Linked DNA regions of Homo sapiens: region 1 is linked to region 2. The links are chromatin loops, found by intact Hi-C in ENCODE. Cell type or tissue: mammary epithelial cell. All regions are shown on one strand. Each heading gives the region's core, and the rest is flanking DNA. Links, peaks and the distances in the headings are about the cores only.

Region 1 (5,294 bases), core at 1-5,000, 170 kb after region 2:
TGGGTGTCCATCCCACGCAGGCCGTGAAGATCCCCCAGCAGGCCGAGCTGGTGGACGAGGATGCCATGTCACAGATCCGCAAAGGCCACGACACCATGTGTGTGGTGCTCACCAGCCGCCACAAGAACCTGGACACTGTGCGGGCTGTGTGGACCATGGGCGACATCAAGGCAAGTGCCCACCCTTGCACAGGGCCTCATCTCGCCCCCCTGCCCCTGCCACCTGCCTGCCCGGGCTTGGGGCAGAACAAGAAGAGGCCACCCATGGGGGACAGTGTGGGATAGGCCATCCCTGACGTCACACCATCTGTTTCCGCCATCATCATCATCATCACAGACTGCCGTTTAGTGAGCATCTGTTTACATGCCTGGCCTTACACTCATTGCGTTAGGTGCAGTGCTGAATACCCACAGCCCCATCAGCACACCCACATTCACGTTCGTACCCCCACCCTCACCCTCACAGGGCCACACTGTCCCCCACTGCCCCACCCCTGACGGTGCTCTGTTTGCACAGACGTCGGTGGACTCCGCTGTGGCCATCAACGACCTGTCGGTGGTGGTGGACCTCCTGAACATCGTCAACCAGAAAGCGTAAGTGGCTGCAGAGGGGGAGTGGGCGGAGGGGCAGGGCTGGGCTGATGGCAGCATGTCCTGGCCTCTCCTAGCTCCCTGTGGAAGCTGGACCTGTGCACCACCGTCCTGCCACAGATTGAGAAGCTTCTGCAGAGCAAGTATGAGAGGTGCGTGTGGGGAAGCCATGCCTGCCTGAAGCAGGGGGAGGGGAGAGGTAAGAAGCCTCCTCCAGAACCATGGGAAGGACCCCCAAGAGCCTGGGTGTTCCTGTGAGCTGGCTGTGAAGCATTGCTGCCCCTCAACAGTCCGGAGGTGGGAGTGGAAACAGGCGTGTGTGGGTGTATGTGTGGGTGTGTCTGTGTCTGTTTCTGCCCCTCTCCTCCTTTGTTCCTTGCTGTTTCTCTTTCTGTCTGTGGCCCTTGGTCCATCTGTGACTTCATCCATCTCCCCCTAAAGCTACGTCCAGACGGGCTGCACCTCCCTGAAGCTGATCCTGCAGCGGTTTCTGCCCCTCATCACAGACATGCTGGCGGCCCCACCCTCTGTGGGTGTGGATATCAGCAGGGAGGAGAGGTGAGGGCAGCGCATGTGTTGGGGGCAGGGGTGCCACAACAGGTGAGGGGACAAAGGCCTGGAGGCCTGGGCCCCTCTTACTGACAGTCCTGCTGGGACAGAGTACAGAGGAGGCGTTGGTCTGGGGCCATGGCTCAGGGTGTGGGTGGGCTTAGCCAGAGCTGGGTTCCTCCATGGCCTGGCTGTGCCCACAATCCCTGGCAGGGCCTGGGTGGTTCCCCTCTGGGCCTCCGCCTTCCCTTGGGAGGAAGGGCTGGAGCAGTTAGGACAGCAAAGGCCCTGGGGTTGGGTGTGGGTGGTGGTGGTGCCAGCTAGCCCCTCAGGCACTGCCCTCTCTACAGGCTGCATAAGTGCCGGCTCTGCTACAAGCAGCTTAAGAGCATCAGCGGCCTGGTCAAGAGCAAGTCAGGCCTGAGCGGCCGCCATGGCAGTACCTTCCGCGAGCTGCACCTGCTCATGGCCAGTCTGGACTGAGGAAAGCAGTGGGCAGGGGCGCTCGGCAGCCCACAGGGCCTGGCCTCAGCCCCCACTCCTGTTCCTTGTGCACCCACTGGCCCATGAGCCTCTGCCTGGCCCCTGCTGCTGTCCTGTGGCCGTCCTGGAGGAGGTGATGCTGGTCCCTGGCCACCTCTACAGCCCTGAACTCTTGAGACAACTCTCTCCAGCAATAGCTGCCCAGCTTTGCCCAACTGTTGCTTCTTGGGGCAGCGAACTGAGCCCTGGGGCTGCTGCTGTAATTTATAAGGCAAATTTTATTAAATTTGTAACTATTCCCAGGTTTCCTTGTGGGGAATGTTTTCTGCTGGCCACAGGGCTCCCCGGGCCCAGGAGTGCCTGCCCCATGGTTTGAGATGAGGCCACACCCCCTCCAAGCCCGGGGGTGGGGCTCTGGGCCATGTGGCCAGCAGGGGGCAGCAGAGAATCAGGCCTCTGGGACAGCACCAGTTCAGCCAGTGCAGACTGGGAAGGAAGGGGAGGCGGCAACCACCCTTCCACCACTGGGTGTTGAGGTTAGGGGTGGCCCCCACCAGCCCGTTCCTCCCCACCTCAGCTACACTCAAGCTGTCTTATGGACACCCCCAGGATGCCTCCAGGGGCAGGACTAGAAGGGCACCTGCCCCTTCCTCTGAGCAGGGCTCCGATCAGCTGTCACTCCCTGCTGGAGTCCCCAGCACTGGCTGGCGGGAAAGGGCTCCCTGCTCCGTGGGCACTGCGACAGGTGGGCCCCCTCCTGCTCCCAAGGCAGGGACCAGGTACAGCCCCGCCCCGGGGTGGTCAGGGTCCTCGGCACTGGAGGAAGGTGGCGTGGACCTCTGGCCAGTTCACTGAAGAGGGAAAAGGCCAGGGCAAAGAGTGGGCAGTGGGTGGTGCCCAGCAGTAACCTGGAAGCCCAGCATGGTTTGGGCAAGGCTTTGATAGCCTTTGAAGCTCTCTCCAGCCTTAGTTTCCTTCCCATCAGTAACATGGAGGAATGCCCCTGTTGGGAGGTCAGTTATCGTGGGCACATGGTAGGTACCGCATGAGGCGACTGTGACCACAAACAACAGAGAAAGTGACCCAGGGTGGGACAGCGCAGGCTCCCCCCAGTTGTTTGTTAAGGACGCATGTCCCTAACTGACCTAGAGGACAGATCCCAGAGGGCTGTGGGGTGACCAGCCAGCGGGGGAGTCCACAAGACCTGCCAGTGCCCCGTCCCCCTAATCAGACCAAGAGGGGCTCACAGACCAACTTTTTCAGACCATACTTGTGTAAAAAGGCTTCTTTTATTTTAATAAGTAAAAATGGCTAAGCTTCCAAAAGTTCTTAAATAGGATTTCAGAGGGAAGAAAATTCGAGAGACCAGCGAGCCAGGCAGGTGAGCGAGCAGCAGAATCCCCCACCCGCTGGCTGCCTCTGCCAGCCATAAACACAGCACGGCCCCGTGGCGGGAGGCCATGCGCCTCCGCACACCCCCCAGCTGCGGGAACCCTCCTTGAAGGAGAGGGGCGGGGAGGGCTGCCATTGGTGCCACCAACCCACCCCAGTCCCCATGGTTCTTGGGTCTGCCCAGAGGCTCCTCGCCCACCCCCTAAGGAGGGGGCTGGCCAGCTCTGCAAGCTGAGGAGAGGGGCCGAGAAAGCCTGGGTGAGAGGCCCACCCTCCTCCACACTCCCGCCCTCCTCACGGGGCCCAGTTCGCTGATGGCCCAGGCCTGCCAGGAAGAGCAGCCACCCCCGCCTTTCCGCCCATGCAATTTGCACTCAGAGCCACAGCCGAGAGACACCGTTTCCTTCTGAACATGTTTCTCATCTTTGAGGGGAGACGGGGCAGAAGAAGAGCCTCCACTCTCGCCTCTACCTCCGGGGGTCCTGGCGCTGCAGCAGGGACAGGCCAGTGAGGGCCCAGCTTCAGGCCCAGCGGGGTCACATCCGTCACACAGGCAGTGGCCGCGACTTCCCTGCAGGGGCATGAGATCATCAGCCTCTTGTCCACTTGCCCACCGGCAGCCCACAGCAGTTGCCACCGAGAGCAGGAGGGAACCCAGCAAAAGCACATAGACAAGCGACAGCAGGGGCTAGACCCAGCTCTGAACAGCAGAACGTCCCAGCGCAGCCCTGCAACCCACTGCGGGCAGGCAGGCGGGCAGCCCTGGGCCACAGGCCCCACACTCACCTAGAGACTCTGCAGCCCCAGCCGTCAGGCTGAAATCAAAGTGACAGGCGTCTCACTGGTGGGCTTGCCTTGGGCCAGTACCCCACAAGACCCTGCTGCTGCTACCCCTTTGGACTCAAGGATGGGCCAGGCCCTCCCATGATCTGGGCTAAACAGGGGCTGGAGCCCTGGGTCCCGGTCCTGTGGCGGGGCTCACTCCTCACCTAGGAGGTAGGCAAGCCCGGCCCTTTCTACCCCCGGGGCAGCTGAGGCACAGGGAGGGGGCTGCAGGGGCTGCTCTGGAGGGGGCTTACTGCACAGGCTCAGCCAGCCCATGCTCAGAGAGCAGGGTCCCAGGGTAGAGTCAGCACCCCCGGCTGAGAGGCTGGGGTCTCCTTACACTGCCCCCTTCCCACAGACCTTCCATTTCCCACCTGCAGAACGGACACAGCACTGTCTGCCCTGACTACTGCCTGGGGGCAGGGGAGGTTGTAAAACAGGTTCTGGAGAAGGTGTAAGAACTTTTTAAAAAGGAAAGAAAAGAGAAAGCCCATCCAGGTAAGGGCAGCCTGGTGACTATTACCCTGGGGAGACTCCCCACCCACACTGCCACTCCAGGCTCACCCGAGGGCTGCAGCTTCCTCCGGATGGATCCAGGGCGGCTACTGGTCCCAGAGCTGGGGGCTGAGTGGGCCCGTGCCGAGGGCTGTGGCGTCTGACAAGCCGGCTCCCACTGTGAGCAGGGAAGGGCGGATGGGCGGGGGCCACGGCTGCCCTGGCTCCCCACCCTGCTGTGCTTCTCTCTACTCCCCTGCCCTGCCTCCTAACACCCAGTTTCCTCATCTGCAAAATGGGCATGATGTTTGTGCCCCAGCCTCAGTTATGGCAAGAATTAAATGAGATAATTCATGTAAAGAAGTCAACTAGTTACCACTGAGCATCTACTATGTGCCACCCCCACGGCCAGCTCGTCACCCCACAGGAACCTCCGAGGCCAAGAAGAAATACCTGTACTGAAGAGGCTGCTGGCTGTGGGTTCCAGCCGTAGCTCCACCCAACTCCGGCAGCTTCCCTGCCCCCACTGCTTCAGGACGTCCCCGCCCAGCTCCCTGCTCCTGCCATGACCCAAAGTCTCTGACCCAGGGCCACCTGAGCCAGGCCTGTGACAGTCCCCGTACCTCTAGATGCTCCTGGCTTGACCAGGACCCAAGCTCTGCCCTGCGTAGCCCAGGCCCCAGCTCCACAGAGCGCACCCTCTCAGCAAACTTGAGGGAATAGAGCGTCTCGCTAGTGTTCTTCTCCACGGGGGACACCTAGGGGACACGAGAGCTCACTGCCCACCCGGGCCAGCTGGAGGGGCAACAGGGTCACGAGAGGGAGCTCACAGCTGGGGCCGTCAGAAGGCTTCCTGGAGAGGCCTGAGGGATGGGGTGGGAGGGCAGGCAACATGGCAGAGGTGCTGTGGTCAAAGGTGGAGAGGAGGGACTGGGAGTTACACAGGGTGTGTGTGGCCAG
Region 2 (7,876 bases), core at 1-5,000:
TCTTCGTGTAGAGCAGGGGGCCCCAACCCCCAGGCCATGAACTGGCTGGGGAGGAAACATTATCACCTGAGCCCCACCTCCTGTCAGATCAGTGGTAGCGTTAGGCTCTCATAGGACTGAGAACCCTATTGTGAACTGTGCATGTGAGGGATTTAGGTTGTGGGCTCCTTATGAGAATCTAATGCCTGATGATCTGAGGCAGAACAGTTTCATCCTGAAACCATTCCCCACTCTGCCCCCCGAATCTGTGGAAAAATTGTCTTCCATGAAACCAGTCCCTGGTGCCCAAAAGGTTGGGGATCACTGGTATAGAGGCACACTGGCACACCTATGCTCTGGCAAATCTACCTCCCAATTATATCTAAGGGGAAGCCTTGCAGTGTTCCTAGAGATGCACCTGAGAATGTTCATAACAGCGTTGTTAGTAATCACAGAAACAGCCCGACTTCCCCTTGATAGGAGAGTGGCCTTGTGGTATCGTCACAGAACACAGCATTCTAAACCTCTGAAAGCAAATGGACCGCAGCTACCGGCCACAGCGTGGGCAAAGCTAAGACACATAAATGCTGATAAAAAAAAAAAAAAAAGTTCCAGCGACTACAGTTTCATACCTTTAAAAAATTTACTTATTTATTTTACTTTTTTTTTTTTTTTTTGAGGCAGACTCTTACTCTATTGCCCAGGCTGGATTCCAGTGGTGTGACCTTGGCTCATTGCAACCTCCACCTCCTGGGTTCAAGCAATTCTTCTGCTTCAGCTTCCCGAATAGCTGGGACTACAGGTGCTCACCACCATGCTCAGCTAATTTTTGTATTTTTAGTAGAGATGGGATTTTACCATGGAGGCCATGTGATCCTCCCGCCTGAGCCTCTGGAGTAGCTGGGACTACAAGCACACCACCACACCCAGCTTTTTTTTTTTTTTTTTTTTGTAGAGATGGGGGTCTCACTATGTTGCCCAGGCTGAGATTACAGGCATGAGCCACCACACTTGGTCAATACCATTTTTTTTTTTTTTTGGAGACAGTGTCTTGCCCTGTCACACCCAGGCTGGAGCACAGGGGTGCAATCTTGGCTCACTGCAACCTCTGTATTCCAGGCTCAGGCAATTCTCCTGCCTCAGCCTCCCAAGTAGCTGGGGTTATAGGCGTGTGCCACCATACCTGGCTAATTTTTTGTATTTTTAGTAGAGACTGATTTTTACCATGTTAGCCGGGCTGGTCTCAAACTCCTGGCCTCAAGTTGATCTGCCCACTTCGGCCTCCCAAAGTGCTGGGATTACAGGCGTGAGCCACCGTGCCCAGCCCATACCTTTTTAATAATGGTTTAATGCCAAGAAAAAGTAAGTAATACATATCTAAACATTTATACTGCACTGAACTATACAGACAGAGCTGTAAAGGGCACATACAAAATTCAGGATGCCTCTGGGGAGGGGAGGTAGGGAAGGGTAGGGGAGACTCAGGAATTTGGATTTTGTTTGCAGGCAAAGGAGGGGGCACTGTTTCTAAGAAGAGTGATGATACCACCGTATTTTTGAAAAATGATGAAACAGCGTGGGGGAAACTGCTATGTCTTCCATATTCAGGCTTTTTCTTCTCCAAGCCCATTTCCTCCCTAGCAATGATAAGAGGAAACACTCCCGGTGAGTCAGATGCTCTCTAAATATTTTTGCTCATTGAATGTTGACACCAGCCCTGTGTTTAGTATCATACTGGGAACACGCATGAGGAGCTGAAGCACAGACAGGTTAAGTGGCTCGCCCAGGGTCATACAGCTACTCAGTGCTGGAGCCGAGATCACACCAGGCTCTGCTTCCCCACCAGAACCATGAGAGGTTGGGAGTGACCCTACTGGACAGGGATATCTGAGGTGGGAGGGGCTGTGTGTGTGTTCATGCTGAGGCCGGCATGCTTAGAACATCAACCTCAATTTTCCTCCCCACAGGGTCTGGCGGGGAGGCAGGGAGCAAGGTCGTTAAGGGTGGGCAGGGTGAGGGGGAGATTCCCTGACAGCCTGGGTTCTGCCCCTCACTTGCTACAGCCCCATGCAAGCCTCTTGGCCTCTCTGAGGCTCTGTATTCTCACCTGTCAAATGGGGGTTGTCCTGGGTGTTACTTCAAAGGCTGATGAGAAAGGAGTGAGTGGGCTGGCTCGCAGCCTGGCGTGACAAGCAATGCATAAATGTATGCCGTATGAGTCACCTGTCCACAGTGGCCCCAGCAGCTCTCTCTAGCAGGGCTTGGCCAAGACTAGGCCCTCAGAGTGTAAGAAAACTCCTGGTTTGGTGCCTAGCACACTATAGATGTGGCAAACTGTGTCCAAGAACGTTTTGATGGGAGCCTGCCTGGATGACAGAAGATCAGAGTGTGCTGGAATGTCCCACCCTTTCCAGCTTCCCGCAGCCAAGCCAGGCTCTGGGGTGATCATTCCCATAGCAACCACCAGGGGTCAGGGCTGGCCACTTCTGCCTTCTTCCCTCATCCTAGCGCCTGTGGGTGGCGATGACATCCCTGCCATCTATGAGGTGGAGCATTTCCAACAAGAGCAGGTCTGAGGCCCTGGCTTGACTTTCCCAGTCCTGTTAAAGAAGAACATTGGTAAGTGTGTCCATCCATCTGTTGGGCTGTCTGTTGTTCTAACATTCACCCATCCATTTATACTTTTGTCCATTCATCCATTTATCTGTTCATTCTTTTGTCTGCCCATCCATCCATTATCGCTTTATCTTCTATTTCCTCATCTATCCACTCATCTGTTCCTTCATCCAGCCATTCATCTGACTATCCATCTGTCCATTGTCCTCCACCCGTCATCCATCCGTCCAGCCTCCATCCATTCATCCGTCCATCTATCCATTCTAATGTCTGCGTGTCCATCTGTCCATCTATCCATCCATCCCTCCATCCATCCATCCTTCCTTCCTCCTTCATCCACTCATCTGTCCATTCTAATGTCTGTGGGCTCTTCTCTTCATCCATCCATTCATCCATCCATCCATCCATCCATCCATCCATCCATCCAATGTTCAAACACCTGTCCATCTACTCTCTGTCTATCCAACATGCAGTGAGACCTTCTGTTGAGCCAGGACTTGCTCAGCTCCAGGGTACCCTATGAAGGAAGGAGACCCAGTTCCCGTTTCTGCCACTTCACTCCCCCACCTTTGGCTCACCATTTGCTGGGGAGTGGAGAAGTATCAGGCAGTGATAACATAATGAGATGTGTGTGGTCAAGCTCGGAGGTGCAAAAATGTCATATTAATTTTTATGTCACATTAGACTCCAAGGCCTCTCATCCCCTGCATGGGTAGGAAATTCAACTCGTCCTTTATGGAGAAGGCCATTGGGTTAAACAAAAATCTGGGTGGCTTAGGTTGCTTGCTCCTGGAAGGAAAACGGGGGAAGGGCCTGGGGTTAGACTCCGTGGTCTCAACGTGGTTCTCTACACCCTCCAGGCTTGGTCCAGGGAAAGCTTTGCTAAGGCTGAGAAGCCTGCTTCTCAGAAGCACGCCAGACCTGCTTTCAGGCTGTGCCTGGCACAGTGGGAGCCTCTGGTCTCAGACAGGCCCTGCATTTGTTCCCTTACCCAGGAACCCAGGCTGCAAGAACACAGACCTCTCTGGAGTGCCTGGAGCCTGTGGGCTTGGCTGCTTCCGCTAGCAGATGTTAGAGTGGGGAGAGAGGTGTCACCCAGCCTGGCCCGGGTGGTGCAGGGCAGGAGGGTTTCCTGTGGGAGGTGACTTCTACACCAAGACCACAGTGTTGAACAGGGTTAGGCAGGAGAAAAGGGAGGGGAAGTGGCACAGGCTTGGGGTTGGGTGTGGTGGGGGTAGAGAGAGAATGCAGGAGAGTGGGCTTGGTGAGCAGAGTGGCGGTGGGAGGAGCTGGAGAGAAACCAGAAAAATAAGGAAGAGCCAATTATGGTGCTCGGGAAGTAGGGAGATACTGAAGCTCTTTGACCAGGGGAGTTCCTGATCCAAGTGGTGTTTCAAGAAGATCACTCTGGCAGGGGGTGGAGGCAGGTTGGAGTGGCATCCAGGGAGGAGTAGCTGTCCTAGATTGTGCTTGGGCATCAGCAGCAGGTGATGATGAGCCACCACACCTGGGTCATGCTGCCAGCAGGAATAAAGGGAGGGGCGAGGCTCTGGGAGGTGCTGGGAGGTAGAACCCACACTGCAGGTCAGGTGAGGGTGAGGGTGAGGTTGGAGCATCATCAAGGCTGATGTCTTGGACTCTTGGGTAGTTGGGGTGGCCTGTCTGTAACTAAGATGGGGAACCCAACGGAGGGAAGAGAATTGGTGATGTGTGTGGCTCGGTTTGATTGATAGATTGGTGGATTTTCAGAGACAGGATCTACTCTGTTGCCTAGGCTGGAATGCAGTGGCACAATCAAAGCTCACTGCAGCCTCAAACTCCTTGGCTCAAGTGATCTTCCCATCTCAACCTCCTGAGTAGCTGCAACTACCGGTGTGCACCACAATGCCCAGCTATTTTTAAATTTTTCTGTAGAGATGGGGGTCTTGCTTCATTGCCTAGGGTGGTCTTGAACTCCTGGCTTCAAGTGACCCTCCTGCTGCAGCCTCCAAAAGCATAAGGATTATATGTGTGAACCACCATGCCTGGCCTAGTTATTTATTTTTAAGCATTAAAAAATGGTAAACATTTAAGCATTAAAAAATGGAGAATACACAGGATATGCCCATAGTTTAACAAAAATGATAAAGCAAATCCCTGTGTAACTACAACCCTGGTAAAGAAAGAGAACATTGCCACCACCCCAGAAACCCCCACCGCCAATCCTCCATCACAACCTCACTGTGCTGGAGAGGGAAACGTTATCCCGACACTTAGAGGAATCTCTCTCTCACTTTTATTTATGGTTTTACCACCTGTACAGTTTTAAACAATACAGTTTTAGCTCTTTAGTTTTAGTTTTAAAACAATACAGTTTTAGTTTTGCTTATTTTGGAAGATTACATGAATGAAACCCACCTTCTTTTACTCAATGTTATGTTTGTAAGATTCATCTGCATTGCTGTATGTAGAAGTAGTTTGTTCCTTTTCAATGCTGTATACTATTCCAATATGTGAACATACTATGATTTATTAATCCATTAATTTCCTGGTGGATGTTGGGATGTTTGCAGGTTAAGGCTGTTACCAACAATGCTACTATAAGCATTCTTATAGGTGAGTAGCGGTACAAATATGCATGTACTTCTGCAGGCTATGTATCTGGAAGTGGACTGTCTGAACCACAGGTCATGAGCATCTTCAATGTTACTAGATAATGCCTGCTTTCTAAAGTGGTTGAACAAATTTACAACCCCTCCTAGCCATCCTCCACCCCCTCCTAAGTGTTCCACAGAGCCACACTCCGTATGGCTAATTTGGGGAAATCTCATGGGTGGGTCGTGATGGCTCATTGTTATTTTAAGTTGTATTTCCATGGCATGTATTTATCGGCCAGTTGGATTTCCTCTTTTGAAGTGCCTATTCAAATGCTTTTCCAGCTTCTTATTGGGTCATTTGGCTCTATAGCAGACACATCTGGGGCCAGCATCACTCTGATTTCAGCCTCCATGTCATGGAGCCTCCCACTGCCAGAAAGCCAGTCTTTCCACATTCTACCCAGGGACTCATCCAACCATGTGGGAAAGCCTGGAATGGTGGAGAAATGCCCCAGCCTCCTGACCTTCATGGAAACAACCCTGGAACTCTCAGGGGTCTTGGAGGTCCCAAAGGAACCCAGTCTTCAGTACCTACAGCAGTGACCTTGACAATGCCCGTGAACTGGGTTTCTACCTCCCTCCCCCACCAACTCTGCTGCTGGCATGACCTTCTAGATATACTGCCTGTACCCAAGTCCTTGTCTCAGGCTCACTCTTCATTTCTTCCTTGTCGATTTGTAGGAGCTATTTATGTATTCTGAATAGTATTCCTTTGTCAGTTATATTATTGTCAATATATTCTCCCATTCTATGAGTTTTCTTTTTCACTTTTTTTTCCCTGCCGTCTTTTGACAAACAGACATTCTTTAGTTTAATATATTCTAATTGATTAAACTCTTACTTCTGGTTAGTGTTTTTTTGTGTTTTTTTTTTTTTTTTCAGAAATCCTTCCCTGCTCCAAAGTTTATGTTATGGCTTGGAAGTTTAATAGCTTTTCACCCTTAGGTCTTTAATTGATTTTGGTAACTGGTATGTGCTAGGGTCAAATTTCATTTTTTTTCCCGTAGGGATACCCAACTGTTCTAGCACCATTTATTGAAAAGTCAACTCTTCCTTCAATATTCAGAAATGTCACCTCTGTCATAAACCAGGCAGCCACATGTGTATTAGACTGCTGGTGAGTGCCCTATCTTGTATATTTCTGCATGTCTTAAATTAGTTCTCAATTAAGTTTTAGAATTTTATCTGGGTTTTGCACATTTCTAGTTAGATTTATTTCTCAGTACTTGATATATTTTGAAGTATTATAAATGATGGTCATATTAGTTATCATGGCCATGTAACAAATCACTCCAACACTCAGTGGCTAAAACAACAAAATTTATCTCCCCATTTTTGTGGGCCAGGAATCCAGGGGTAGCCTAGCTAAGTGGCAATGGCTCAAGGTCTCTTATGAGGTTTCAGTCAAGTTGGAGGACAGGGCTGAGGTCTCATCTGAGGGCCTGACTGTGGAGGTGATCCACAGGGCTGCCTCATGACATGGCAGCTAGCTTCACCCAGAGCAAGTGATCTGAGAGAGAGAGATAGTATCAGAGAGAGAGAGAGAGAGAGAGATAGTATTCAAGATGGAAGCCACACTCTTTATAACCTAATATCAGAAGAGACATCCCATTATTTCTGCCATATTCTATTCATTAGAAGTGAGGCACTAAATCCAGCCCATACAAGAAGATGAGATTACCCAAAGGTGTGAATACCAGGAGGTAGGGTTCACTGGGAGACTTCCTTAGAGGCTGCCTATTGCAGTGATTTTTTAAAAATCTTCATTTCCTGATTCTTATGGCTACTATATAATTTTACATAATTGTTATTTTTTTTTGAGATGCAGTCTCACTCTGTTGCCCAGGCTGGAGTGCAGTGGTGCCATCTTGACTTACTGCAACCTCTGCCTCCCAGGTTCAAGTGATTCTTGTGCCTCAGCCTCCTGAGTAGTTGGGATTACAGGCACATGCCACCATGCTCAGCTAATTTTTGTATTTTTAGTAGAGATGCTGTTTCACCATGCTGGCCAGGCTGGTCTTGAACTCCTGGCTTCAAGTGATCCACCTGCCTCAGCCTCCCAAAGTGCTGAGACTGCAGATATGAGCCACTATGTCTGGCCTCACAATGAAGTTTTAATATTGATTTTTGTATTCAGCAACCTCGCTAAACTCTCTCATTGAATATAATAGTTTATCTGTGGATCGCTTTGCATTTTTCATATACTCGTCATATCATCCGTGAATGATAAAGTTCATTTTTATCTTTCCAATCCTTGTATGTTTTATTTTATTTATTTTCCTTGGTACACAGGCCAGGTCTTACAGAACAAGAGTTTAACAGCTGTGGTAATAGTGAGCTTCCTTATCTTGTTGCCAATCTCCAAGGAAAAGTTTTTAACAGTTTCACCTGAAAGTATACTATCTGTTGTAGTGTTTCATATACCTGTATATTAGATCAGATATTATCAGATTTAGGGAGTTCCCTTCTGTTTCCAGTTTGCTAAGGGTTTTTGTTTGTTTTAAAATCATGAATGAATGTTGAATTTTGTCAAACATCTCTTTGCATATATTGCGATCATTATTAGAATTTTCTACTTTGATCTTTTAATGTCATGAATTACATTACTTTTTTTGGTAATGTAAAATATGTATTGCATTTGTTAA

Evidence for each region. Peaks named below come from ENCODE experiments on the same cell type or tissue, not always from the same donor. Only the 100,000 strongest peaks of a DNase experiment are listed, where the experiment ranks them.
Region 1: a loop joins it to region 2, with 7 times the contacts of the local background. A loop is called at or near these places in 4 of 110 quality-filtered maps.

Annotation. Positions count from the first base shown.
Region 1 is chr16:57,755,325-57,760,618 of GRCh38, forward strand. It overlaps KATNB1 (katanin regulatory subunit B1), which reads left to right. Exons shown (of 20, transcript NM_005886.3): 16 at 21-170; 17 at 517-593; 18 at 668-742; 19 at 1,032-1,148; 20 at 1,490-1,920. The coding sequence ends at 1,622. It overlaps KIFC3 (kinesin family member C3), which reads right to left. Exons shown (of 20, transcript NM_001130100.2): 17 at 4,958-5,092; 18 at 4,404-4,512; 19 at 3,801-3,829; 20 at 2,893-3,585. The coding sequence ends at 3,825. Among named protein-coding and RNA genes, the nearest start is that of MIR6772, 14 kb to the right of the region's middle. RefSeq lists enhancers at 1,665-2,304, 1,893-2,187 and a silencer at 1,986-2,135. In mammary epithelial cell, for the core only: a CTCF peak has its summit at 2,053 (motif pointing right); a DNase peak (open chromatin) is centred at 2,057.
Region 2 is chr16:57,589,127-57,597,002 of GRCh38, forward strand. The region is part of intron 1 of LOC105371291 (a long non-coding RNA gene); the gene reads right to left. LOC107984889 (a long non-coding RNA gene) reads left to right here and starts at 6,229. Exons shown (of 2, transcript XR_001752212.2): 1 at 6,229-6,348. RefSeq lists a silencer at 513-582 and an enhancer at 3,786-3,865. In mammary epithelial cell, for the core only: a CTCF peak has its summit at 2,431 (motif pointing right); DNase peaks (open chromatin) are centred at 1,695 and 2,175; H3K27ac peaks cover 1,457 bases.